2 separate regions of the Homo sapiens genome follow, and region 1 is linked to region 2. Evidence: chromatin loops called from intact Hi-C (ENCODE). Cell type or tissue: OCI-LY7. All regions are shown on one strand.

What was found. A loop is a pair of places that touch in the nucleus more often than their neighbours do. Peaks named below come from ENCODE experiments on the same cell type or tissue, not always from the same donor. Only the 100,000 strongest peaks of a DNase experiment are listed, where the experiment ranks them.
Region 1: it touches region 2 in a loop (5-fold over the local background); 3 of 110 quality-filtered maps call a loop at or near these places.

The regions. Positions count from the first base shown.
Region 1 is chr5:81,518,738-81,521,237 of GRCh38, reverse strand. All of the region lies in intron 4 of SSBP2 (single stranded DNA binding protein 2), which reads left to right. Among named protein-coding and RNA genes, the nearest start is that of ACOT12, 130 kb to the right of the region's middle. In OCI-LY7, no CTCF peak of the experiment used is centred here; a DNase peak (open chromatin) is centred at 1,527; H3K4me3 peaks cover 1,289 bases; H3K27ac peaks cover 1,841 bases.
Region 2 is chr5:81,629,844-81,632,343 of GRCh38, reverse strand. The region is part of intron 3 of SSBP2 (single stranded DNA binding protein 2); the gene reads left to right. Among named protein-coding and RNA genes, the nearest start is that of SSBP2, 120 kb to the left of the region's middle. In OCI-LY7, no CTCF peak of the experiment used is centred here; a DNase peak (open chromatin) is centred at 1,063; H3K4me3 peaks cover 876 bases; H3K27ac peaks cover 2,349 bases.

The DNA.
Region 1 (2,500 bases), 110 kb after region 2:
GGGAGATATAGAATAGGAAAAATAAGCTAGCTTCTTCATTTTTCATAGGTAAAGGCAAACAATATTGTTTGTCTTAACTTTAATACCTTTAAAGCATAGGATAAAGAAAGTTTTTTTTCTGATTTTAAAGGACATCTCATTAGATGCATTTTAGAAACTTTTCTACTAACAAGTAAAACAGTTAAATAAAATATAGCCATAAAGTTTAAAAATAAATGGATGGGAGATGATTTATTATGCAAACACAAAAGGAAAGCTGAGCTTGCAATATTAATTTTGGACAAAATAGATTCAAGGCAGTGATTACTAAACATGAAAAAGAAAGTGACTTAATAAAGGATAGAATCCACAGTAAAGATAAACATTGTGCTAATGAACATAGAATTAAAATATGTAAGGCAAACATTGGTAGAGGCACAAGGAGAAATGGACTGACAACAGTGTGGGCATTGTATATATATTTGAAAGAGCAAGGGACAAAAATTAGAGACAATATGAAGATATTAAACCAATAGATTAAAATGTAGACAGAGAATAAGGATATTTACTAAGTATCCATGGGAAATTATAACAATCATTGATTAGACCACAAAAAAAATTGTTTAATAAATTTCTAAATACAAAAATTGTATAATACATCTTACCTGGCCACAATTGGAAAACTAGAAAAAACAAATTAAAAAATAAAACCTCCAACTATTTGTGAATTAAAGCATATCTTTTATTACATCTGCAAACTTGATATTGGTATTCTCATTTTTTTCGTAAATCATTGAATTACTGTAATATTCATTGCCAGTTGCATTCAATAACTGGCAAATAAATTATAATCATTAGATGGCTTAAGAAAAAAATTGTGAACACCAATGTCAAACTTTGCAGATGCAACCAAGGGTAGATTCAGAGCCAAATTTGTAGTTTTATATTCTTTGCATTTTAAAAAGGGGAAAATAGACCAGGCGTGGTGGCTCACGCCTATAATCCCAGCACTTTGGGAGGCTAAGGTGGGTGGATCACTTGAGGTCAGGAGTTTGAGACCAGCCTGGCCAACATGGTGAAACCCTGTCTCTACTAAAAATACAAAAAATAGCTGGGCGTGGTGGCAAGTGCCTGTAGTCCCAGCTAATTGGGAGGCCGAGACAGGAGAATTACTTGAACCTAGGAGGCAGAGGTTACAGTGAGCCAAGACAGCACCACTGCACTCCAGCCTGGGCAACAGAGTGAGACTCCATCTCAAAAAAAAAAAAAGAGGGGGGAAAATAGCTACTAATTTAATTAAGATGTTTGAAAATAAATAAAACCTTTAAAAGGCTGGAGAATGCAAATAATTTGTTAAAAAGAAGTAAACATGTTAATGAAACAGAAAAAAAGTAAATTAATAGACCAATTCCTGGCAAAGATGATGAGAATGCTAATTCAGTTTAAGAGGGAGAAAATAAATCATCATCTCTGGGGGCCTACAATTCAGAAAGACAGTCCAGGGCAGGCGGGCAGACTCTGCTCCACGAAGTCATCCAGAGATTGAAACTAGCAGGTGCTCTGCCATTGTATAAGGCATCCTTTTTTTTTGGTCTGCATGGCAGAAATTAAATCTCTGAAACATTTGTGTTCCAGACAATAGGAGGAGAAAGAAAGGAGGGAGCATTACAAACAAGATCTTAAGACCAATGTTCTGGAAGTGACATGTGTCTCTTCTGCTCATATTCCATCAGTAAGAACCTGATTTTTGGTGAGAACACAGGGGACTGAGAAATGTAATATAGCTGGGATGCCATGTGCCTGGCTGGTAGAAGAAAGGAAAAACATATTTTTGTGGTCTACTTAGCAGTGTCTCTCACACCTGCTACAGTGGACCTTTATAAATTATGTAAAAGTAGTGTATATATGGATAAAACTAAATATTTCAGTGACATGAAGTGTTCTGAGAAAATGTAAATGAACCAAATTGAAGAAAAGAGAAGTAGAAAATATGAAAAGATAATAATTCTTTCCAACATTGCCTTTGTCTAAGGCAGTTTTACTGCTTTACTGCTGTGTCTTTTAACTTTCAATAAGTAGATAAATACCATATTATAGAAACTTCTTCAGAGCATTATAAAAAACAATTTGCCATCAATTCCTTTTGAAAAGGTAGAATAATCCTGATGCTCAAGCTTGAAAAATATAATACATCAAAGGACATTCTAGACCCATCTCATTGAGAATAGAGATGTAAAACTCCTACATAAAATATTACCAAATATAATTCAGTAGCCTATTAAATGCATCATGCATGATGATCAAGCATGACTTATCTCAGAAATACAATGAAGATTTAAGAAAACTATCAATATGTGATTACTTATATCATGCTTCCCAAAAGAAACACTAAATAATACTACTCCAAAAATGAAAAGGCAAAAAGCATATTTTCTTATTCCTGATTTCTTTGAAAATTGTTTTTTATAGTACTAGGCAAAGGATGATTTTTTAGTATGATAAATAATATGTCCTCAACCAA
Region 2 (2,500 bases):
ATGGAGTATTTTGCATTTGACTGGAAGAGAGGTTGGAATAGAAGACAGAATAGAAACGAAAGAAAAGTTTAGGGAATGTGCAAATAAAAGGAAGCGTTGTAAAAATTATAGTACATTTGTTCTTGGGCTGTTATTACACATTTAATAATGATGAACACTATATAATGACAAAAGAAATGCGTAAGACATTTTAACAAAGCAGGACATAGTGTTGCATGTACAGTGTAGCATAAATGGGTATTAAGAGAAAAAAAATAATTTGTTTTAATATGGTTGGATTACAGATGAGATTTTCTTTCTGCAAATATTTCCATTACTTATAAGTAGAGGTTTCCCCTCTATCTTCCCAATTTTCTACAGTATGATCATGGTGTGTGTGGAGTTGCAGGGTGAGGCAAGGAGAAAGGAAAACATGTGGATTCAGTGTCTCAGCTCCACTACTTATCATTTCAGCAAGGTTTTGTTGTTTTCAGTCTCAGTTTTACCATCTGTAAAATGATGATGAGTCAAATTGATCTAGGGTTCAAAAAATTAGTTCTTATTCTGATAGCTTTTCTTTTTCCTCTGCAAAATAGGATGTGAGGGTACTGAGGGTGGTGGTGGTGGTGATGATGATGATGAATTTTTAAGAGAGTGAAGGATAGTCTTTAAAGAAAAGTTTGAAATAATTCTAAGTAGACCCAGAGAAAGAACTGAGTAGGCGCACACACAAAATATTGCCAGGCAGTGTTTAAATCCTAGTTAATATTGTAGCTTATGAATGCATTGTGATGCCAGTATGCCCAGGAATGTGACTTTTCTGCAGCAGCAATTGGTAGTCCATGTATTTACATGGACAAGCTAGGTGGGGTGTTTTTTTTTTTTTTCCATTTCTTCTATTAAAAGAATTTCTTACTCAGTACGGTTTACACTCGTCTCTTAGCATCTTTAAGAGGAAAAAACAAAAGCTCTCTTTGAGTGCCATGCACGTGGTTTCCTTGGAACGTTATTTAATGCCATCATGTTTTTAATCTTTCTCCTGAAAGCATGCCATACTAGAAGTCCTATGGTGAGTGGAACCGCACTTGGTCAGTTGTGGTTGTGGGTTTCCCCTGTTTGTCTCACATATGTAGGGCAGGAACAGGTGCGGTCTTTTGGTTCAGAGTTGTTCCAACGGTTCACTACAGTTAAGCACCATCATTATGCTGTTTTCCTGGGGTTTAAGACTGGCATTTTGTAAATAGTATAAAATTCAAATTTTCTTTTTATATAGTATTTATGATATCCAGATCTAGCCTGTCAATACTTAATTTTTTTTCCAAATGTAATTGAGTGTCCTCACCTGTTGACACCTTTTCATTTTGTGTGTTTCCAGTGAAGTCTACAAATGGCATAAGAGACCATTTTAGGAGTCTGACTTGGATCAGTGGGTTAACAAAGTGACGATTTTAAGAGTGTTCTATTGTAGCATTAATTTTGTTTCTTACACCTCTTTCTCTTTTACATGCTTTCTCATGAATTTAACTTATTCCTACACTGTAGATGTTTGGTAATAACTTACTCAATACTTTGGCTTTTTGCTTCTGTAGCTTTTTTTTTTTTTTTAACCTTAGCTGTCAGACGGTGCAGCTTTTAAATGTGCCATTTTTTTCCTTTTTCTGTGGCTCTTAGATTCAGGGGATCCCTTCTTCCATGGCGTTGGTATTTTAAATAACTTAATTTTTACTCAGCTGTAGATACCAAATAAGTAAGTAATGGGCACATAAATATTTTTAGATTATATTTGTTCAGTTTAAATCTAGTACATGCTAAATATATAGGTACAGTTTTTTAATGTTTTATATTTTTTCCCCTAAAGCTACTGACATACTCTTTGAGATGCCTCCTTCATCTATATAAATCAATGATTCTTAATAGTTTTGAAGTCATGGGGTCCTCTGAGAACTGATGAGAGCTATGGATCTCATCTTTCAGAAAAATGCCCAGATCTTAAGCTTCCCTGATTATTGTGTTTCGCTAGCCATTACCATGGGCTTTAAATCCAGCAGATGCCTGACCTTCTTATCCTTAACTCTTTCAACCTGGACTTCATAATCTGTGCCCTAGGTTAGGGATTCAGGACTCTAATAATTGTTGCCTTTTTATGTTGACCAGGAAAGCTGTTGCTGCTGTTGAGGTCTACATGATTAGGATAACATGCATTCTTCAGGAACTTACTGCTTGCTCATTTGCTCAACCTAAGAGTCCCTGCTGGATGGACCAGTTGTTAATTTTATGACTTCTTCTCATTTCCATTTTTTAATAGAATATTTTAAATTAGAATTGTTCTGTTGTTTAAGCCTTTTCACCAAATATTTACAGAGTGCAAAACTTGTTGTCCTCAAGGGAATAAATAGCAGGAAAGATAAACAATTTAAAAGTATTAAAGCAGAAGTATGTACTGGTTTAATAATAATGTATTATAGACTTGATATTTGCTAAGAGAGTAGATCTTAAATGTTCTTACCAGACACACACACGG